2 separate regions of the Homo sapiens genome follow, and region 1 is linked to region 2. The links are chromatin loops, found by intact Hi-C in ENCODE. Cell type or tissue: heart right ventricle. All regions are shown on one strand. Each heading gives the region's core, and the rest is flanking DNA. Links, peaks and the distances in the headings are about the cores only.

What was found. Peaks named below come from ENCODE experiments on the same cell type or tissue, not always from the same donor. Only the 100,000 strongest peaks of a DNase experiment are listed, where the experiment ranks them.
Region 1: a loop joins it to region 2, with 2.5 times the contacts of the local background. A loop is called at or near these places in 66 of 110 quality-filtered maps.

What each region holds. Positions count from the first base shown.
Region 1 is chr19:34,239,379-34,251,290 of GRCh38, forward strand. No RefSeq gene overlaps it. Among named protein-coding and RNA genes, the nearest start is that of GARRE1, 9.2 kb to the right of the region's middle. In heart right ventricle, for the core only: no CTCF peak of the experiment used is centred there; no DNase peak of the experiment used is centred there.
Region 2 is chr19:34,331,211-34,343,122 of GRCh38, forward strand. It overlaps GARRE1 (granule associated Rac and RHOG effector 1), which reads left to right. Exons shown (of 14, transcript NM_014686.5): 8 at 2,494-2,591; 9 at 8,657-8,782; 10 at 10,212-11,245. Among named protein-coding and RNA genes, the nearest start is that of GPI, 28 kb to the right of the region's middle. RefSeq lists an enhancer at 10,936-11,436. In heart right ventricle, for the core only: CTCF peaks have their summits at 5,786 (motif pointing left) and 5,993; no DNase peak of the experiment used is centred there; H3K27ac peaks cover 3,838 bases.

The sequences.
Region 1 (11,912 bases), core at 1,568-9,567, 93 kb before region 2:
TGTCGCCCAGGCTGGAGTGCAGCGGTGCCGTCTCGGCTCACTGCAGCCTCTGCCTGCCAGCTTCAAGTGATTCTCCTGCCTCAGCCTCCCGAGTAGCTGGGATTACAGGCACCCACCACCACACCTGGCTGATTTTTGTATTTTTAGTAGAGACAGGATTTCACCATGTTGGCCAGGCTGGTCTCGAACTCCTGGCCTCAGGTGATCCGCCTGCCTTGGCCTCACAAAGTGCTGGGATTACAGGCATCAGCCTCTGTGCCCAGCCCCAGCCTTCTTTGCTTATTTAACAACAAAACGTCGAAGCAATTCTTATCTTAGTTGCTGACCCTTGATCTAGCATGCAGTGATGTTAAGTCTAATGCCAATTTGATTTTTTCTTTTCATTGTAGATTACCTGTTTCTTCCTCTGTGGAAACAGCATATTATCCTTTCTGTTAAGAAATGTTATGACTTCTCAAGAGTGTGGGTCTTTTTGTTTCACTCCAGTATTATGCTGGGCAGTTGTTAGGCCCTTTTGATTTAATGGTTTGTGTCTTCCCTTTAGCTTGGGTAATTTTTTTCATACCATCCTCCCTGTACTTTCACTAGAAGTCTCTTTTACTCAGATATAAGAGCTGCCCATTCGGCCGGGCATGGTGGCTGACACCTGTAATCCCAGCACTTTGGGAGGCTGAGGCGGTCGGATCACTCGAGGCCAGGAGTTTGAGACCAGCCAGGCCAACATGGTGAAACCCCATCTCTACTAAACTACAAAAATTACTTGGGCATGGTGGCACATGCCTGTAGTCCCAGCTACTCGGGAGGCTGAGTCAGGAGAATCGTTTGAACGTGGGAGGTGGAGGTTGCAGTGAGCCGAGATCGCACCACTGCACTCCAGCCTGAGCGACAGAGAGAGGCTCCATCTCAAATAAATAAATAAATAAATAAATAAATCCCTGTATCTCTTAGTTTTTTCTGCTATTTTCTTTCCTTTGCTATTGTTCATCTTAGTCTCTTTCCTGTAGTAGGCTTTATTAAAATATCAGTGGATTCTTGGCTGTCTGTCATTAGAAGGAGGCAAACGGGTGCCCTGGAGCTCTCTGTGTGACCAGGATTTGTTAACCAGCAGTGTCAGCTTTAAGGTAGTGATCTTTATTCTTGAGATTTCCGAATTCCAGAGGGCTTTGTTGTAGGATGCCAATCTCTCCAGATCCCACAGATGTCTACAGAGAAGAATCTTCCTTTTTTTTCTTTTAATCCTGATATTTATTTATTTATTTATTTATTTTTGAGACTTGAGTCTCGCTCTAACATCCAGGCTGGAGTGCAGTGGTGCGATCTCAGCTCACTGCAACCTCTGCCTCCGGGTTCAAGCAATTCTCCTGCCTCAGCCTCCTGAGTAGCTGAGATTACAGGCACGCACCACCACACCCAGTTAATTTATCCATTTATAGTAGAGACAGGGTTTCACCATGTTGGCCAGGATGGTCTCAAACTCCTGACCTCAAGTGATCCACCTGCCTCAGCCTCCCAAAGTGTGGGGATTACAGGCATAAGCCACCACACCTGGCCTATTTTTATTTTTTTTTTTTTTGAGATGGAGTCTTGCACTTTCGCCCAGGCTGGAGTGTAGTGGCACGATCTCGGCTCACTGCAAGCTCCGCCTCCCAGGTTCACGCCATTCTCCTGCCTCAGCCTCCCGAGTAGCTGGGACTACAGGCGCCCGCCACCACACCCGGCTAATTTTTGTATTGTAACAGGGTTTCACCATGTTAGCCAAGATGGTCTCGATCTCTTGACCTTGTGATCCGCCCACCTCGGCCTCCCAAAGTGCTGGGATTACAGGCGTGAGCCACCGCGCCCGGCCTATTTTTATTTTTTGAGAGAGAGGGTCTGGCTGTGTCACCCAGGCTGGAGTGCAGTGACACGATCTCGGCTGGCTGCAACCTCTGCCTCCTGGGCTCAAGCCATCCTCCCAACTCAGCCTCCCGAGTAGCTGGGATTACAGGCACACAACACCACGCCCAACTGGTTATTAAATTTTTTTTGTAGAGATGGGGTCTTACCGTGTTGCCTAGGCTGGTCTCATTCTGGTCTCAAGTGATCCACCCACCTCAGCCTCCCAAAGTGCTGGGATTACAGGTGTGAGCCACTACGCCTGGCCCTGTGAGGTATTTTTCAGCAGCTTTCTAGACTGACAAGAGCAGCTGGAAGCATGGCAACCCCAGGCAGAGCATAGCGTGCTGCCGCCTCGACTGTGCTCAAGGGGCGCTAGCGTGCGGGAGGAGCCACCTGCCTGGGCCTCTGGAAGGCTTCTGCCTCTGAGCCAGCAGGTACAACAGGGAACAAGAGTGAGAAGGGGACTTGAAAACAGGAAACCTAATTGAAGGTCTGCACAAGTAGTGAACAAACCTGTTTCTCACTGCTGCAGTCGGCATGGCTTATAATTAAGCAGCATACTGTTACAAAAAACAAACAAAAGAAAGAGTCTTGGCTGGGCGCAGGTGGTTTATGCCTGTAATCCTAGCACTTTGGGAGGTTGAGGCGGGTGGATCACTTGAGGCCAAAGAGTTTGGGACCAGCCTGGGCAACACAGGGAGACCCCATCTCTACAAAAAAAAAAAAAAAAAAAAAAAACAAAACAAAACAAAACAAAAAAAACACTAAAATATTAGCCAGCCATGGTGGCATATGCCTGTGGTCCCAGCTACTCAGGAGGCTGAGGAAGGAGGACTGCTTGTGCACAGAAGGTCAAGGCTGCAGTGAGCTGTGATCATACCATTGCACTATAGCCTGGGCAACACAGTGAGACCCTATCTCAAAAAAATAAGTAAAATTTTAAAAAAAATTAAAAATTAGCCGGGCGTAGTGGCGTGTGCCTCTGGCTCCAGCTACTCAGGAGGCTGAGGCAGGAGGATCCCTTGAGCCCAGGAGGTTAAGGCTGCAGTGAGCCATGATTGTGTCACTGCACTCCAGCCTGGGCAACAGAGCCAGACTCTGTCTCAAAAAATATATAAAAATAAAAAATTATTTTAGAAAGAAAAATACTTGACAGGCTTATTCCTGCCCAATTCAATTTATAACTGTTTATTCATGTGTTGACATCTTAATGCAGTCTTTTTAAATAAAAGCAACTTCATTAAGAAAGTAAAGGAATAAAAGAATGGCTACTCCATAGGCAAAGCAGCCTTTAAGGCAGTCTTTTTTTTTTTTTTTTTTTGAGACGAAGTTTCCCTCTTGTCGCCCAGGCTGGAGTGCAATGGCGCGATCTCGGCTCACTGCAAACTTCGCCCCCCAGATTCAAGTGATTCTCCTGCCTCAGCCTCCCAAGTTGCTGGGATTACAGGCATGCGCCACCATGCCCAGCTAATTTTTTTTTTTTTTTTTTTTGAGACGGAGTTTCGCTTTTGTTGTCCAGGCTGGAGTACAATGGCTTGATCTCAGCTCACTGCAACCTCCGCCTCCTGGGTTCAAGTGATTCTGTTGCCTTAGCCTCCTGAGTAGCTGGGATTACAGGCATGCGCCACCACACCTGGCTAATTTTGTATTTTTAGTAGAGACGGGGTTTCTCCATGTTGGTCAGGCTGGTCTTGAACTCCCGACCTCAGATGACCCGCCTGCCTCGGCCTCCCAAAGTGCTGGGATTACAGGCGCGAGCCACCGTACCCAGCCAGGGCAGTCTTAAAGGCAAAGAAGGTGAACATTTGTGCTTAATTTCCCATCTAGAGTGAGCAAATCTCTCTGCCTCTACCCTGGTTCAAAGCCCCTTCACCTCTTGCGTGGACTATGTTAACCTCCTCATTGGTTATCCTCTCTTCATACTGCATTCTTCTGTGCCATATTCTGTGCAGAGGCCAGAATGCACTTTGGGGAACACAAATCTGATTGTCAAATTCTGTCACATGTCTTAGAGAAGGCATCTAATCTGGATGCCTTAAGAGATGGTGGCCAGGCAGGGTGGCTCAAACCTATAATCCCAGCACTTTGGGAGGCCAAGGCGGGTGGATCACTTGAGGTCAGGAATTCGAGACAGTCTGGCCAACATGGCGAAACCTGTCTCTACCAAAAATACAAAAATTAGTTGGGCGTGATGGCGCATGCCTGTAATCCCAGCTACTCAGGAGGCTGAGGCAGGAGAATCACTTGAACCTGGGAGGCGGAGGTTGCAGTGAGCCCAGATTGTGCCACTGCACTCCAGCCTGTGCGACAGAATGAGACTCTGTCTCAAAACAAAAAAGAAAAAAGAAAAGATGGTGTCCTTCTGGAAGTTGTATTGCCGCAACTATGGTCTGATGGGAATGAGATCATGGTGTCAAACAGACCCATGCTAAGGCAGCCCCCAGGCAGAGACTCCTCTCCCCATGGCCTCAGTACTGGTCTAGAACTCTGAGTCATAGATCTAAAAATAAGTCACAGGGCTGTGAGCTAGCAGGACAGCTGCACACCTCTGGGTCTGTGGCAAGCCAGTGGTCCGCAGTGGGGATGCCCTATGTCCAGCACTGCTGCTGCTCCTTCGTCTAGAGGCCTTCCTTGACCGATAAAGCAAGCAATGCTGGGTAGCCCACACCCCCTATAACTTTGGCCTGGAGGTGTCCCTGGATCAGATGCCTGTCTGAGTCTGGCTTCCAGACTGTCAATGGCTTGCTCTGCAGCTTTCACCAACCCAGGTCACGACTTGTGCTTACAACACCTCTTTGGCCGGGCACGGTGGCTCATGCCTGTAATCCCAACACTTGGGAGGCCTAGGCGGGTGGGTCACTTGAGGTCAGGAGTTCAAGACCAGCCTGATCAACCTGGTGAAATCCTGTCTCTACGAAAAATACAAAAATTAGCCATGCGTGATCAGGTGGCACGCACCTGTAATCCCAGCTACTCGCGAGGCTGAGGCAGGAGAATCACTTGAATCCAGGAGGCGGAGGTTGCAGTGAGCCGAGATCGCACCACTGCACGCCAGGCTGGGGGACAGAGCAAGACTCCGTCTCAAAAAACAAACAAACAAAACACCTCATGTCTGGGCCAGCCTGCTTTCCTCCTCTTTTAGCTGGTACTTGGTTTAAATCTGGAAATCCTGGAGTCTTTGGAATTCCATTGACCTGAGCTGGGTTACTGTCCTGGTGTCTGTCTCTAGCACGGTTGGAAGGTAACTGTTCTTATGAATGGAAAGGAGGTGTTGGTGTCAGATGTGTTTATAGTTGCATTATCTCAACTTGAACTTCGTCTTGTTCTCACCTAACTTGAGGAAGCAAGGAAATTTGGAATTCAAATATTCTAATAATATTTGTTATTAAGTGAGGACATTCAAATCATACATTCAAATATTAGTAATGTCTGTTACAGCAAACTACCAGAAAAGGACAGCAAGCTACAGATGACCTGGCAATGATGAGCCCATAGGGACTGTTAGTGGGAAGGCTGACAGTTCCTGGCACGAGCCCCAGGGTGCCTTCTAGAGCAGGCTAACATCTTCTCACACTTGATCCCGCCCCTGCTCTCCCATGCACAAACGGGGTGTGCAAACAGTCTGTTTAGCTTTTCAAAAATAAAGAGGAGGCCAGGCGCGGTGGCTCATGTCTGTAATTCCAGCACTTTGGGAGGCGCAGGTGGGTGGATCACTTGAGCTCAGGAGTTCAAGACCAGCCTGGCCAATGTGGTGAAAGCCCATCTCTACTAAAAATACAAAAATTAGCTGGGTGTGGTGGTGTGTGCCTGTAATTAGCTGGGATTACAGGTGCGTGCCAGTACTCGGGAGGCTGAGGCAGGAAAATCACTTGAACCCAGGAGGCGGAGATTCCAGTGAGCCGAGATGGCGCCATTGCACTGCAGCCTGGGCAAGAAAGCGAGACTCTCTCAAAAAAAAGAAAGAGGAGCTGTCCAGGCGCAGTGGCTCATACCTGTAATCCCAGCACTTTGGGAGGCTGAGGTGGGTGGATCCCTTGAGATCAGGAGTTCGAGACTAGCCTGGCCAACATGATGAAAACCCATCTCTAAAAATACAAAAATTAGCTGGGCGTGGTGGCATGTGCCTGTAATCCCAGCTACTCAGGAGGCTGAGGCAGCAGAATCTCTTGAACGGGGGAGGCGGAGGTTGCAGTGAGCCAAGATCACACCAGTGCACTCCAGCCTGGGCGACAGAGCAAGACTCCGTCTCAAAAAATAAATAAATAAAATAAAATAAAAATAAAGAGGAGATTAAAATTCTCAGCAAACTAGAAACAGATGGTAACTTTTTTTTTTTTTTTTTTGAGACGGAGTCTTGTTCTGTCACCCAGGCTGGAGTGTAATGACGAAAACATGGCTCACTGCAGCCTCCAACTCCTACACTTAATCAGTCCTCCCACTTCAGCCTCCCAAGTAGCTGGGACCACAGCCGTGTGCCACCATGCCTGGCTAATTTTTGTATTTTTTGTAGAGATGGAGTTTTGCCATGTTGCCCAGGCTGTTCTCACACTCCTGGGCTCAATTGATCCTCCCACCTCAGCTTCCCAAAGTGCTGGGATTACAGGCGTGAGCCACCTTGCCTGCCCTACAATTAAGTAAAATATCAAAATACAGAAACATCATTTGTTTCTGTCTACAAGCAACAAGTAATTAGACAATGAAAAGTCAAAACATTGCCATTTGTAATAGTACCCCACCAAAACAATAAAATACCTAGCAATCTAATGAAAAATGTGCGAAAAATGTGCAAGACTTCTACACTGACAACTGCAAAACACTGTTGGGAAAAGAGCATATCTTCAAGACCTTGGAGTAAGCAGAGAGGACACAAAAAGTGATCATGTCTTTGAGGCTGAGGTAGGAGGATTGCTTGAGCCCAGCAGTTCAAGGCTGCTGTGAGCTATGATTGTGCCACTGCACTCCTACTGGACAACAGAGTGAGACCCTGTCGTAAAAAAAAAAAAAAAAAAAAGTGACTGTCTGCAAACAACCCCATTACCCCCTCCACCACCAAGAGCACTTGGCTGTGAAAACCCCTTTCCTGAAGGCTTTAAGATATTCCCACTGAAACTAACATGTAAAACCCAGCCTAGAAGCCCTGACTTTTATTTCCATAAAGAATGCACAAGCCAACAGTAATAACTTTGGCTACCTAAGAAAATCAGTTCTGGAATCCCCGAGGGGCCCTGTAAGTGGGATGTTCTGATTCTGCAGCTTTTCTGACAATAGGAATGTGAAGCCCTTAGAAAAGCCAGCCGGAGCAAATCTGCTTTTTTTCTCAGCAGGGAGAGCCAGCTCCTGCTGAGATCAGGGTACATTTTCTTTCTTTTTCCTTTTCTTTTTTTCTTTTTTTTTTTTTTTTTGAGACAGAGTCTCACTCTTTCCCCCAGGCTGGAGTGCAATGGCGTGATCTTGACTCACTGCAACCTCCACCTCCCCGGTTCAAGCGATTCTCCTGCTTCAGCCTCCCAAGTAGCTGGGATGACAGGCACCTGCCACCACTCCCAGCTAATTTTTGTATTTTTAATAGAGATGGGGTTTCACCATGTTGGCCAGGCTGGTCTCCAACTCCTGACCTCAGGTGATCCGCCCGCCTCAGCTTCCCAAAGTGCTGGGATTACAGGCGTGAGCCACCAGGCCGGGCCTTCTTTTTTTTTTTTTTTTTTTTTTGAGATGGAATCTCCCTCTGTTGCCCAGGCTGGAGTGCAATGGCGTGATCTCGGCTCACTACAACCTCCACCTCCCAGCTTCAACCTCTTCTCCTGCCTTAGCCTCCCAAGTAGCTGCGATTACAGGCATGTACCACCATGCCTGGCAAATTTTTGTATTTTTAGTAGAGATGGGGTTTCACCATGTTGGTCAGGCTTGTCTTGAACTCCCGACCTCAGGTGATCCGCCTGCCTCAGCCTCCCAAAGTGCTGGGATTACAGGCGTCAGCCACCATGCCCGGCCTAGGGTGCATTTCTTTGGCATCTCTCACAAATGTGGGTCTCGTTCATCCCAGCTCTTGGGTCACAGAGGAGCTCCTGAAGCCTCCTTCCACTCATTTGTCATAGGCACCAACCTCAGAGACGCTCATGTTTTTCACGGGACCCGGCTCTAACTCTGCCTCTATCCAGATGCACAGGGGGCCAGATGCATTCCGGAGTGACCCCTGTTTCCTGGTCTTGACCTTCTTGGCCTCCTAAACAGCAAATTACAGGTATAGGTCTGGTGGTCTCTAAGGCACCATCTCATGCCTGTGTGGATGCTGAGGGTCCAGTTCACAGACCTTTCTGCAGAGCTGGAAGGCCGTAGCTACCATTCCTGAAGATGAGGGCCTGGCCTCCATCTTTAGACCTGTGGGCTCCATCCCTTTTTCTCTTTTCTCTTCCCTTCTCTTTTTTCTCTTCTTTTCCTTCTTTTCTTTTCTTTCTCTTTTCTTTTCTTCTTTTTTTTTTTTGAGACAAGGTCTGACTCTATTGCCCAGGCTGTAGTGCGCAGTGGCGCAATCTCAGCTCACTGCAACCTCTCACTCCTGGGCTCAAGCGATCCTCCCACCTCAGCCTCCCAAGTAGCTGGGACTACAGGTACATGCCACCATGCCAGGCTAATTTTTGTTATTTATTATTATTATTATTTTTTGACACGGAGTCTTGCTCTGTTGCCCAGGCTGGAGTGCAATGGTGCGATCTTGGCTCACTGCAACCTCTGCCTCCTGGGTTCAAGCGATTCTCCTGCCTCAGCCTCCCAAGTAGCTGGGACTACAGGCATGAGCCACCATGCCCAGCTAATTTTTTTGTATTTTTAATAGAGACAGGGTTTCACCATGTTGGCCAGGCTGGTCTCAAACTCCTGACAATTGTGATCTGCCCACCTCAGCCTCCCAGAGTGCTGGGATTACAGGCATGAGCCACCGCACCTGGCCTAATTTTTGTGTTTTTTGTAGAGACAGGGTTTTACCATGTTGCCCAGGCTGGTCTTGAACTAGTGAGCTCAAACAATCCTCCCACCTCGGCCTCCCAAAGTGCTGGGATTATAGGCGTGAGCCACAGCATCTGGCCTCCATCTTTTTTTCTCAACACTTTGGTGCAAGGAACTTGAAATAAAGAGGTGGCATGACATGACGAGTGCCTCAAACCTGTGTAGTGGGTACATTTTTTTCCCTCCTTCTCCATATGTATGTGTATTTGATGAATTAAAATAAATAATTTGAACCTGCAGGGCATGGGTATAATATCTGCAGATGGACTCACAAAACAGAAGGTGATATGTCCACAATACAAAATGCTCTCAGGTAAGCTTGAGAGGTTCAAGGCCATCTGGTCCCCAAAGCACCACAAAGGCCACCAAAAGGGCCCCAAGGTTGACAATGTTCACACTGATCTCAGAACTGCATATATAGCTGAGTGGTTCTCCATGACTCCTGGCCCACGGAAGGGGCCAAAATGGTGTGAGCATAAGCGGTTTCTGGCACATTACTCTGGGGCCATGAGGTTCGGGGTAAAGTGAGCCGCAGCTTTTACATGTTAGTTTCAGTGGGAATGTCTGAAAGAAGAGCCTTCAGGAAAGGGGTTTTCATAGTCAAGTGCTCCTGGTGGTAGAGTGGGCAATGGGGTTGTTTGCAGAGAGTCACTTTTTTTTTTTTTTGAGACAGGATCTCACTCTGTTCCCCAGCAGGAGTGCAGTGGCACAATCATAGCTCACAGCAGCCTTGAACTGCCGGGCTCAAGTCATCCTCCTCCCTCAGCCTCCCCAGTAACTGGGACTACAAGTGGGCGCCACCATGCCCAGCTAATTTTTGAAATTTTTTGTAGAGCTGGAGTCTCACTTTGTTGCCCAGGTTGGTCTTCAACTCCTAGCCTCAAGTGATCCTCTCACCTCAGCCTCCCAAAGTGCTGGAATTACAAGTGTGAGTCACCGCACTCCCCTGGGAGCAAATTTTAGCTTTCCTGGTCTCCCTTGTGCAGGATGTGAAAGCTGTGAGATAGGCTGTAAGCCCCAGGAAGGGTAGCTGCATTCCAGAGTCTGCAGGATTTGGGAACAGGCGTGGACATGGCTGGCCAGACACACGTGGGCAGGTGTGTCAGAGTCTGCCCCATGGGGAAAGGGCCAATTTAACATCTCATTTGTGACTGGTTGCGGTGGCTCACGCCTGTAATCTCACCACTTTGAGAGACCGGGCTGGCAGACCACTTGAGCTCAGGAGTTCAAGACTAGCCTTGGCAACATGGCGAAATCCTGTCTCTACAAAAAATACAAAAACTAGCCTGGCGTGGTGGTGCATGCCCATAGTCCCAGCTACTTTGGAGGCCGAGGTGAGAGGATGGCTTGAGCTCAGGAGGTGGAGGTTGCAGTGAGCCAAGATCATGCTACTGTACTCCAGTCTGGGTGACAGAGCCAGACCCTGTCTCAAACCAACCAACCAACCCATCTGGTGTTTACCAAGTGCATCCAGGTATGGTCACTGATGGATTCTATGGCAAGGTCCAGTGGCCCCTGGGGCCTGTAGCAAGAGCTAGGAGGACCTCTGAATAACAGATGGGCTTATCTGAGACTGTAGGAGCTACAACTGGCACACTCAAAAGCCAGCCGCTGGCCAGCACTTTGGGAGGCTGAGGTGGGAGGATCACTCTTGAGCCCAGGAGTTCAAAACCAGCCTAGGCAACATGGTAAGGGGCCGTCTCCACCAAACAAACAAACGACAAAACTTGCCACCATCATTCCTAGCTCCTTTTCCAGCCTACAAAAGCAAGAGGACACTAGCACCCAGGCACACTTCCTCCAAGCCAGCTGTCCTCTTCCCTCTTACAACTCTCCTCCTGTGGCTCGGGTCCTACAGCCCAGCCCCTCATCTCAGGAACACTCTTGCCCTACTCTCCGTTACTCAACCTTCTGAAGAATCATTGCTCCACCTTCTTCCCTTTCACCTAAAAGCTACTGGACAAGTCCCTTAGTAGAAAGGAGATGTCTACAGGCCAGCACGATGGCTCACGCCTGTAATCCCTGCACTTTGGGAAGCTGAGCAGGGCAGATCACCTGAGGTCAGGAGTTCGAGACCAGCCTTGCCAACATGATGAAACCCCGTCTCTACTAAAAATACAAAAATTAGCTGGGCGTGGTGGCGGGTGCCTGTAATCCCAGACACCCAGGGGCTGAGGCAGGAGAATCGCTTGAACCTGGTAGGAGGAGGTTGCAATGGGCCGAGATTGCACCACTGCACTCCAGCCTGGGTGACAGAGTGAGATTCCATCTCAAAAATTGATAAACAAATAAAATAAAGAAAGATGTCTATAGTTGTCAACCTGCAGTGAATCCTCAGTACTACTGGGAAATTCTACCATGTTTCTTTTGTCCACTCACCTTTGTGCTTCCAGACCTTTCCCACTCCCCTCACTCTTTGCTGCAGTCTAAGGTAAACCTACCACCAAGCATTTTATTTATGGATTTATGTATTTTGAGACAGAGTCTCGCTCTGTCACCCAGGCTGGAGTGCAGTGGTGCAATCATGGCTCACTGCAACTTTGAACTCCCTGGGCTCAAGTGATCCTCTCACTCCAGCTTCCTAAGTAGCTGGGACTACAGGTGTATGCCAATGTGCCTAGTTAATTTTTGTATTTTTTGTAGAGACAGGGTTTCACTATGTTGCCCAGGCTGATCTCAAACTCCTAGGCTCAAGCAATGAGCCCACCTTGGCCTTCCAAAGTGTTGGGATTACTACTGTGAGCCACCAGGCCCGATCCCACCAAGCATTTTAGATCCCCTCCTTCAAGCCTTTTCAGAACCTTCACAAGAAGAACCAGATCATCTCTCTCCTATATCCTCAGCCACTTTCAACCAGATCTTCCTCTTTGACCTTAAAACATGTTTAAGTCTCTTCTACCTTAAAAAAGCAACCACCAAGGCCAGGTGCAGTGGCTCACACCTGTAATCCCAGCACTTTGGGAGGCCGAGGCGGTGGATCACTTGAGGCCACGAATTCAAGGCCAGCCTGGCCAGCATGGTGAAACCCCGTC
Region 2 (11,912 bases), core at 2,380-10,379:
AGAAAAAAACATTACATTAGTAACAAGTTGACAGGGCCACTTGATCTAGCCCCTATTCTGGAGCTACATTGGATGTCTGTTGCTCAAACATCCCATGCTTCTTCCTGTCCCAGGCCTGTGCTCTTGATACCCCTTTTATCTGAAAATACTCTTCTCTCTGATTATCATGTAGGTCACTCCTTATCTTCTTGGTGTTAGCTCCAAAATCACCTCCTCCAAGAGGCCTCCCTTGACCACAGTGGTATAAGTAGTACCCCCATCCAGTCACTGTATACCGCTGCTGTTTATCTCTTTCTTAGCAATAAAGTAACATCAACTAAAAAGTAATGATTTGTTCATTTCATCTTTCAGAGAAAAAAAAAACTTTGCCCAGAGTTGGGTGGGTCAGGAGATCAACATCTGAAATCACCATTTAGCTTTTTGTTTGCATCACTGACCCATAGAATCTTACGTATTTGATCTCCCTTTCTAGTAAACGACTACTTTTCAAAAACATATGGTGGCAGGGCGTGGTGGCTCACACCTGTAATCCCAACACTTTGGGAGGCCGAGGCAGGCAGATCACCTGAGGTCAGGAGTTCAAGACCAGCCTGGCCAATATGGCGAAACCTCGTCTCTAAAAATACAAAAATTATCCAGGCGTGGTGGCGGGCACCTGTAATCCCAGCTACTCGAGAGGCTTAAGCACAAGAATCACTTGAACCCAGGAGTCAGAGGTTGCAGTGAGCCGAGATTGTGCCACTGCACTCCAGCCTGGGTCATAGAGTAAGATCCAGTCTTTAAAAAAAAAAAAAAAGGATATGGCATTTCAGTCAGAGGTTGGAAGGACCTAATTAGAGATTAAGAAAATTAAAGAACTTGTTTTTTAGTCTGGTTCCTACTTTATTCACAAAAAGAGCTATTGAGGGTATACTGTCGTTTTGTTTCAAGCGGGTTAGGGCTCAGGTGGCCCAGCTCACAGTGGGGCTGTCTTGTGGAGGCTCAGATGAGGGCTTGTTCACAGTAATGAGTCACATTTCCTTTGGGATCTTTTCCTCAGTATAGGGACCTCCAAAAGAAGTAGTAAACCAGAGATGCCTTGCTGAAGCGTGGAAGAGCCCATTGGCTTTAGTATATCGATCCATATTCCCAGAGACCATTTAGCTGAAACTGCAAGGACCATGCCAATGAGTTCCCCTGAAAGGAGTATGCAAAATAAGGCCAAAAGGCACAAAGGCTGTTTTGAGAAAACACTGTAGATTAAAAAAAAAAAAAAGTTCCATGTTATTCAGAGAGCAGAAACTTCTTCCTAGTTCCTTGCGTCTTGATTGTAGGACACATTTCTGTGTGACTTTAGGTTATGGTTCTGGGGATGGGAGGAGAGAGGAAACACCTGTGTGGTCCAACAATGGCTATTCCTTTGACAGGAAGTTTTTTCCAAAGGTCATTGCAGATCAGCTATGGGAACTCTGTTTAAACCAGTGAAAGCTGGCTCCATTAGAAGCTGAATTTGGAGTATGATACACAACTCTGTACAGTTTTACCCCTTCTGAAATATTACAGATTTGGTTTTAAAATATTTTATGATTTTTTAAAACATTCTTTTAGTTATTTGAAAATATATTCATCACTTTGTCAAACTCTAGATTACATAGGATACTCTTATCACCTATCTAGTATTAAAGACTCTTCCTGGAAATAAGAGGAAATCATTCAAAGAAGGGTTAGTTCTTCCTCTGTCCTGAAGTAATTCAGTTTTTATTGATGGTTGAGGATAAGATAATCTTTAAAAAAGTTTCATCCACTTCTGGGCGTGTCATGACAAATGGGCTTATCTGAAGCATTGGTTTGACTTTTTTGTTTGTTTGTTTGTTTGAGATGGAGTCTTGGTCTGTTGCTCAGGCTGGAGTGCAGTGGCGCAATCTCGGCTCACTGCAACCTCTGCCTCCTGGGTTCAAGCTATTCTCCTGCCTCAGCCTCCTGAGTAGCTTGGACTGCAGGATCACCACACCCAGCTACTTTTTGTATTTTTAGTGGAGACGGGGTTTCACCATGTTGGCCAGGGTGGTCTCAAACTCCTGACCTCAAGTGATCACTTGCCTAAATCTCCCAAAGTGCTGGGATTACAGGCGTGAGCCACTGCACCCAGTCTGGTTTGACTTTCAGTGACACTTTTACTTCTTTTAAGTGCATAAAGTAAAAAATACTAAGATAAAGGACGCAAATTAATTCCTAATTAACATATTTATAGTTTGGAAAAAGTGCTAGAGGTGCTTGCCAGTTCAATTTAATTCCATGCCCAGAATGTGGTTTCTGTTTATTGAAATGTTCTTAGTTTTGGTCATCTGTTACTACTTGCTGTTGTCTTCACGGGGCCCTGACTGGCCTTGGCATAACTAGGCTGCTAGGGGAATAGTTCTTAGAGAGTCATTTTATGTATTGGATTTTATTCTGATTTGTTTTCTCTCTGAAAGCTGGTTGTTATTTGTTTTTTTTTTTTTTTTTCGATCTTAGGTGGTGGTTGACACAGCACAGATTGAGAATAAAGAAGCCTATGCCCCCCAGATCAGTTTAGAAGGCTCTAGAATCGTGGTTCAAGTCCCATCCACATGGTAACGTGCCTCTTACTTTCACCGGAGCCTAAGCTCTGACTGACGTTTGCACATCTTTGAAATGATGGCCTTGTTTTGAACAATGCCCATGCTAGCTGACGCAACAAGTCTTGCTGCATGTGCAGGTTTATGGGCAGCAGTGGTATGTTAGTGGCATGTGTCATGATTATTGGTCTGTGATGAGGAAGCCAAGAGGTCTGAAAAATGGTCTCATTGACCATAATGTAACTAAAATGTTATATACTCTTGGATCATAATGAGCAGTATTATCTTTGTTACTGAGTCTACAGCATTTAAACATAGTATATCATTTTCTCTAAGTCACCCAGTGTTCACTAAAGCCCAGTAGAGAACATAGAATTCCTTCTCCTCTGTTCCAACTACAATCCTGATGATCTTGAGCTCATGTTGTGACACACCCAGTGTCTTTACAAATCTTGGGACAGTCATTTTTAGATATTATATTTGTAACACTTATAATAGATAAAAGATTATTCTTAATTTATTTTTTTTTAAAAAAAGCTCCTACAAATCAGAAGAAAATGGGCAAGGGACATGAACAGCTAAGTCAGAAAAGAAGACATATGATCAACAAATAGATTAAGAAAATGTAATGGCCAAGTGCGGTGACTCACACCTGTAATCCTAGCACTTTGGGAGGCCAAGGCGGGCAGATCGCCTGAGGTCAGAAGTTTGAGACCAGCCTGCCCAATGTGGTGAAACCCCATCTCTACTAAAAATACAAAAACTATCCAGGCATGGTGGTGGGTGCCTGTAATTCCAGCTAATCAGGAAGCTGAGGCACAAGAATTGCTTGAACCCAGGAGGCGGAGGTTGCAGAGAGCTGAGATTGCACTATTGCACTCCAGCCTGGGCAATAGAGCAAAACTATCTCAAAAAAAAAAAAAAAGAAAAAAGAAAATGTATAACTTCACCTAAAAATCAGAGACAAAGTAAAGAAACCATATGGGGCCAGGTGGGGTGGCTCACACCTGTAATTCCAGCACTTTGGAAGGCCGAGGCGGCCAGATCTCCTGAGGTCAGGAGTTCCAGACCAGCCTGGCCAACATGGTGAAACCCTGTCTCTACTAAAAGTACAAAAATTAGCCGGGCGTGGTGGCATGCACCTATAATCCCAGCTTAAGGCAGGAGAACCGCTTGAGCCTGGGAGACAGAGGTTGCAGTGAGCCGAGATCGTGCCACTGCACTCCAGCCTGGGTGACAGAGCGAGACTCCGTCTCCAAGAAAAAAAAAAAAACCGTTATGATGTCATTTTGCCCAGAATATTGTTAAATTGTTTTAGAATAACAATACTAAATATAGTGACAATACTAGTTTGAGCCAGACTGTGAAACAGGCAAAGAGGTTGTTGAGTAGAGACTAAATACAACCTTTCTGGAGGGCAATTTAGTATATTAGAAGCCTAAAATAAGGGATATGACCTCAACAATTCCACAGTTTCACCTCTAGAAATTTATCTTTGTGATATGTATTCACATTCAGCTATAAGGATGAGTATCATAGCTTTATTAATAAACAGGAAAAACTAAGCATATATTGGAAGGTATTTGCTATTAAAATGGTAATCTGCATGAATATTTAGCTATAAGAGAAAATATTTAAATCATTTAAGTAGGCAGAGATACTAAGGAACAAAGAGGTGCTGTTGGTGCCTATGTGGACTAAAATGGTAGTTGGGTAAGGCATACAAGTTGTATTTAAACCATTTGTTCTTTTTTTTCGAGACAGAATCTCGGTCTGTCGCCCAGGCTGGAGTGCAGTGGCGCAATCTCGGCTCACTGCAGCCTCTTCCGCCTGGGTTCCAGTGATTCTCCTGCCTCAGCTTCCTGGGTAGCTGGGATTACAGGCGCATGCCACTACGCCCAGCTAATTTTTGTACTTTTAGTAGAGACAGGGTTTTGCCATGTTGGCCAGGCTGGTCTTGAACTCCTGACCTCAGGTGATCCACCTGCTTCGGCCTCCCAAAGTGCTAGGTTTACAGGCGTGAGTCACCGCGCCCGGCTCATTTGTTCTTGAAATGTAAGAGTATAATAGTAGATTCTGTCAAAAGTGTTTAGAGTCTATGAATATATTTAAGTAAATGTTGGCAGTTCACTTTGTGTCCTAAAACCTCCCTTCTATAAGTACTCTGCCACCAAAAAGTTCTTTTATTTTTTTAAATTATTATTATTATTTTTTTTTTGGTAGAGACAAGATCTCATGCTGTCCCCCAGACTGCAGTGCAGTGGTGTGGTCATGGCTTACTGTAGCCTTGAACTCCTGGGCTCAAGCAATCATCCCACCCTGGCCTCCCAAGTAGGCGGGACTACAGGCATGTGCCATCATGCCTGGCTAATTTTTAAGTTTTTTGTAGAGATGGAGTCTCACTATATTAGCCAGGATGGTCTGGGACTCCTGGGCTCAAGCGATCCCCCTGCCTTGGCCTCCCAAAGTGCTGGGATTGCAGGCGTGAGCTACTGTACCTGGCCCAAAATTTTAAGTTAATTGTAGGGTGGCATACTGTGTCCTGAAATTAATGGTAATTTATACACATATTTTCATTTCTATCAAACAGTAAACCAGAGGCTCACTTTCTGTAAGATTTTTGTGTTACTAAATTCTTTTTTTTTCTTTTGTAGTCAGTGTTCTGCTGAAATGTGTTCCTGAATTTTTTTTTTTTTTTTTGAGATAGTTTCGTTCTTGTTGCCCACACTGGAGTGCAATGGTGTTGTCTCGGCTCACTGCAACCTCCACCTCCTGGGTTCAAATGATTTTCCTGCCTCAGCTTCCTGAGTAGCTGGGATTACAGGCACCTGCCTGCATGCCCAGCTAATAACTTTTGTGTTTTTAGTAGAGATGGGTTTCACTATGTTGGCCAGGCTGGTCTCAAACTCCTGACCTCGGGTAATCCACCCATCTTGGCCTCCCAAAGTGCTGGGATTACAGGCGTGAGCCACTGCACCCAACCCTGAATTCTTAAATTTTTCCAATTCAGGCTGTCATTGGAAAATGTTAAAACTTAATCAGAATTCTCATTTTGAAGAGTTTGAACTTTTGGATAGTTGGGTGAATATAAACAGTCAGTGCAAAAATGGCTAACACTTGAGTTTGTTTTGAAAACTCTCCCTGTGGGGTTGATTTCATTTGTAACTCATTGCACCCCCGCAAAAAACACCTTGTAGACTGTGATTTCTTGTAGAGGTGCCCTCTGCTGGGTGCTTTTGGTAATTTTGCAAAATTTTAGTTCTGTTTTTTTTTTTTTTTTTCAAATTACAAAATACTGTATGTGCTTGTTGGGAAGAACACAAACAGAAATGATTGCTTTACTCCACCTGGAGAAAAAGGATATTGCTATCCATCCATGCTTTGTTTCACCAAATATTTACTGAACACTTACTGTGTACCAGACACTGTTCTGGGCTCTGGGAATTTAATTATGAGCAAGACACACAGGGTCCCTGCCCCTCATAAACCAACTTGAGAATAGAGAAGGGGGAGACAGCTGTTAAGTATAAGAGATGAGTTCAGACACAGGCAGGCGTATGATGGAAATGAGAGGAGAGTGCCATTATATGATAGAGAATAAGTAGGATAGAGATTCGGGGGAGACTTTTAGACGAGTCAGTCTGGAAGAGGGTCTGAGGATGTGACATTGGATTTGAGAGGAGCCTGTCATGCAGAGAGCCGATGGGGAACACACTTCAGGCAGAAAGAATGCCAGTGCAGAGGCCTCAGGAGTGACCCAGCATGGAAGGAGATGTGCTAGGTGGTGATGAGGATGGGAAGTTGTAGACGTCAAGACTTGCAGGGCCCTTGAAGGAATTGGGTTTTTATCTAAGAACAGGTAGAGGGTTTTAGGCAAGTCTTGGTGATTTGTCAACAGAATGGGTTTAGCCACTTAAGGGCATTTTATTGATCAGCTCAAGGCTGATGAATAAAATAAAAATGCCAGTTTGTTGATTGTTGATTTTTCAGAAAGATTAATTATCATCACCAGGAGCTGTAGTACTCTTTTCTACATGGCCAACAAATGCTCTCCTAGTGGGCAAACATGTGACAAGCCAAGTCACAACCAGACTTGGCTTGGGAACAAGAGCAAATGTGTCCTGATTATCAGTGATTCCAGATGGAGAGAATTGGGTGCACTGAACCTTGGGCAGGCTCAGCTGCCAAGATTCTCTCTGAGGAGTCCAAGGTCTAGCTGGGCACTAGCAGAGCTTGCGTTGTTGTTCACCCTTTCCAGGCTTCTGAGCCTGGCCGGCTCTCATTTCATTCTCTGATATATTTCTTCCCAAGTCAAAGTCATGTTAGGGAGTACTGCTACCTCCTTGAGTGACTTTGTAAGTGTTGAGTTCACCATTTAGCTTCCAGAGTGCCCAGGATCTGGCAGACATCATCTTCCTAGTAGACCTATGCTGCTCAGACTGTTTTCCCTCTCAGAAAAGGGCTCTTGGCCAGACCAAGTGGCTCACACCCGTAATCCTAGCACTTTGGGAGGCTGAGGCAGGAGGATCACCTGAGCTCAGGAGTTTAGGACCAGCCTGGGCAACATAGCGAGACCCCATCTCTACAAAAAAATTAAAACATTAGCCAGGTGCGGTGGCACACGCCTGTAGTTCCAGCTACTTAGGAGGCTGACATGGGAAGATCGCTTGAGCCCAGGAGGTCGAGGATAACAGTGAGCTTTGATCACACCACTGCACTCCAGCCTTGAGGATAGAGTAGGACTCTGTCTCGAAAAAAGGTTGGGGGGCTCTTGGTGTAGGTACCCTGAATGGACGGTGGAGACCCAAATGATGAGAAGCAGTTGGCCATACCAAAATCTCAGGAAAGAGAAATTCGGGCAAAGGCAGCAGCAAGAGCAAAGGTCCTGAGGTGTGGACAAACCCATCCAGGGAGGAAGAGAAGGCCTCACAGCTGGGACAAGGTTGAGGGGCTGGGCACAGAGGGCTTTGAGGGCTGTGGTGAGGGTTTAGATTTTATTTCAATCACGATGATATCCCATTGAAGAGTTTTAAGCAGGGGAGTGATGTGCTCTGATTGGCACTACAGGAAGCTCACTCTGGCCCCTATATGAAGGATGGGCTTTGGAGGTACAGGAGTAGAGAAAAAGAGGCCAGGTGAGAGCTTGGTCCTGAGACCCAGGAGTGGTGGTTTCCTGAAGCAGGGGGTTCATAAACAAGGTGGCGAGAAGTGCTTAGATTCTGGATGTGTTTTATAAGAAGAGCTGTCAGGATTCACTGATGGATTGCATGCAAGATGTGAGGGAACTAGAGAGGGTGTGTAAGTTTTGGGGTAGACAGTTGTGTTGTTCACTTATTGGAGAAGTCGGCAGGAATCAGAGTGTCTGAGCTAGCACAGACCGCACAGGTTAAGGGCTCAGCCCCACAAGGCTACTCCCCACTTCAGATGCCATCCACAAGTCCCAGGTTGTCACCCGACTTCTAACCAATCGGCTATAAGTTGGGGGTTCCCAAAACCTCCAGGTTTGATATTTTGCTATAATGGCTCACAGAACTCAGTAAAACATTTAATTATATTTAAGGTTTATTATAAAGGATATTATAGCAGATACAGATTAACAGCCAGGTGAAGAGGTGCATAGCGTGAAGTGTTTGGGATGGGGCTCCAAGCCTCCATGCCCTTGCCAGCTATGCCCTGTGCCCAGCACCTTAGTGTGTTCACCAGCGTGGAAGCTCTCAGAACCCGATGGTCTGATGATTTTTATGGAGGCTTCATCATATAAGCAAGTCATCTTATTAGAACAAAAGACACTATCACCTAGGAAATCTCAAGGGTTTTAGGAGCTCTGTATCAGGAACTGGAGGCAGAGACCAAATATATATTCTGATATCATGAGACCTCAGACCTTTTTGCTTCCTACTCCTCTTGTGGGGCAGTGAGTTCCAGGATCAGCCCTGTTGTTCTCTCCATGTTCTTACAGTTACTGAATTTTTGCTGGGCGCCAGAGGTACATAAAAGTTGTAGCCTTTTCTATGAGACCTGCTTGAGACACCTTTGCAGAGAAATGCAGCCAAGACTAATGCAGCCTAATCTATGCCTAGGTGCCTGAAAGAAGACCCTGCTACCATGTCCCTGCTGCAGAGAAGCCTTGATCCTGAGAAGACCCTGGGTCTAGTGGACGTGCTCTACACAGCTGTGCTGGACCTAAACCGCTGGAGGGCTGGAAGGTTGGTGTCTGTGGTTTGCATTAGATGCATACCGAGGGACAGTGTGACTATGCACAGTTTCATGTGTGCTTGTGTCATTGATAGTATACGGTATTGTAAAGAAGGCAGTAAGGACTTTTTAGTAACTTTTATTTTCAGAATAATTTAAAACCTGCAGCAAAGTGGCAAGAATAATACAAAGAACTGCTCCATGCCCTGTACCAGATTCCCCTATTTGCTAACTTTTTTGCCTTCCTTTATTTTGTCATTTGAGAGGAAGTCCATCAAGAGGACTTTTAACTCAACTCATATTCTCCTTATGAATTAAGAACAGAGAAATGTTTAGAAAATTTGCTTATGTCTTTTAGAATTTTTTTTCTTTTTCAATCAGTTCTCTCAGGTTGAACTTGAGAAATGTGTATACATCTGGTAGTGGCCTTAAACATCTAGCCATGGCCCCTCTCCCTTTTTCTTTTCTTTTCTTTTCTTTTCTTTTCTTTTCTGTCTTGGTCTTTGTCTTTGGTCTTGTCATCTTGTCTTTTTAGGATCTGGCTCTGTTGCCCAGCCAGGCTGGAGTGTAGTGGTACAATCTCAGCTCACTGCAATATTGCTCTCCATCCATGCTATCCATCCCATCCATCCCCCAGCTCCTGGGCTCAAGTCATCCTCCTACCTCAGCCTTCCGAGTAGCTGGGATTACAGGTGTACGCCCAGCTAATTTTTGTATTTTTCATGAAGATGGGGTTTCGCTGTGTTGGCCAGGCTGGTATCAAACTCCTGACCTCAAGTGCCTGCCTCGGCCTCCCAAAGTGCTGGGATTACAGGCGTGAGCCACCATGCCCAACCTTTTCTCCCTTTCTTAACTCATGAGTACACAAAGGCCAGAATAGTGAAGTGACTTTTCCAGGGTCACACAGCCTTCACCTGCCTCAGCTCCTGCCCCATGCCCTTTCGCTCTTTAGGGCTCCATTTTAGTATGGGAAAAATGTGCTCAGGAAACTTTGAAAGTCACAGCCATCTGTTGGGACAACGTTGGCACATAGTATCCCTGCATCCCCCCACCACCTCCCTCTGCTTTGTGGAGTTGTCCATTGTCCCTCTGCTGCATTTGCGTGGCTGTAGCCCCTGTCCTCCAGGCACAAATCTAGCTTCTGCAAGTTGCATCCCCACATCTAGCCATGCTTTCCCCTCCTGTGCCACCATTAGAGGATTTCACTGAATCACACTCCTCAGGCCAGAATCCTAGCAGAACTTCCAGTCCTGCGTTAGACACTGTAGATTTCATACTCTCCAAACCCCTGGGTGTTCATTTATATATAAAATAAGTGAACCCGATACCAACCTGAGAGGTTTTTCTTGCTCTCAACGCCATTCTTAAATACAAAGAGGTCCATTTTATTATTTTATATATTTGTCTTTTTTTTTTTTAAACAAATTTCTGTTTAAATAGGGAGCAAGCTTTACCCTGCATACAGATCCAGCTGCAAAGGGAGATCTGTGATTTTGGCAACCAGGCTGACCTGCCTTCTGGAAATGGAAACAAATCTTCAGGTGGCCTGCAGAAGACATTCTCCAAACTGACATCCCGGTTCACCAAGAAAGCTTCATGTACCAGCTCCAGCAGCAGCACAAATTATTCCATCCAAAATACCCCTTCCAAAAACATCTTCATAGCTGGATGTTCCGAAGAGAAGGCCAAAATGCCTGGCAATATTGATACAAGGTTACAAAGCATTTTGAACATTGGTAATTTCCCCAGGACTACAGACCCTTCACAGTCAGCTCAGAATTCCAGTAATACAGTGGCCAATGGCTTTCTCATGGAGAGGCGTGAGAACTTCCTGCATGGAGATGACGGCAAGGATGAGAAGGGTATGAACTTACCAACTGATCAGGAAATGCAAGAGGTGATAGATTTTCTCTCGGGCTTTAACATGGGCCAGTCACATCAGGGCTCTCCGTTGGTGACAAGGCATAATTCTGCTGCCACAGCCATGGTGACTGAGCAGAAGGCAGGAGCCATGCAACCACAGCAGCCGTCACTGCCTGTGCCCCCTCCACCACGGGCACCCCAGGCTGGGGCACACACACCTCTGACACCCCAGCCGGGACTGGCACCTCAGCAGCAGTCCCCAAAGCAGCAACAACCTCAAGTCCAATACTACCAACACCTACTCCAGCCCATTGGACCGCAGCAGCCCCCGCCCCAGCCTCGGGCACCTGGGAAATGGGTACATGGCTCATCCCAGCAGCCAGCGCAGGCTGTTGGAGCAGGTCTGTCTCCTCTTGGTCAGTGGCCTGGCATATCTGATCTCAGTTCTGACTTGTACAGCTTGGGTCTGGTGAGCAGCTATATGGATAATGTGATGTCAGAGGTTCTGGGACAGAAGCCGCAGGGACCTAGAAATAACACCTGGCCCAACCGTGACCAAAGTGATGGAGTCTTTGGAATGCTGGGAGAGATTCTGCCTTTTGATCCTGCAGGTATGTGAGGCCTCCCATCCCTCGCCCAGTGTCAACAGCAAATGCAACTGCCGAGGTCTTCCCAGGGCCTGTCTGCTGCAGCCTTACTTGTGAAGGTGAAATCATTTAATCCCCCTTTACGACCCTTTCTCACTGTGGAGGCAAGTATGGGGCAGATCTACCAAGATGGGAAACAGTGGTGAGAAAGGGGCTGAGAACATGAGTGGACTATTTTTCTTACTTTATAGAGAACAGAACTGAGGCTAAGAGAGGTTACTTGAACAGCTCAAAGTCCCATAGTTCAAGTAGGCTCCAGTCTAGGCCTGCCTACTCCCGGCAGCCAAGGTCAGCAGCCCTTTGTGGGGTGCTTTTTTCCTGATTATATAACCTGTTCTTTGCGATGCTTTTTTTTTTTGCCTAAACTCTAGGACCTATGACAGGTGACAGACACCCTCCTGCCTTCATAGAATACAGCTTCTCCTGGGCTAGACAATGAAAATACCACCAGAGTCATCTTAAAAAATTAGAGAAGGAATTTACAAACAAGAACAAACTAGGAGGAGGAATTAAGGGGGAAAAGCCAAAAATAAGTAAATTAGAAAGAAAAATAGAGTAGAAATTGCAAATAACTCTAAAGGATCTTTGGAAGACCAATAAAATGTATAAGCCAATTTATTCTAAGCTTGAT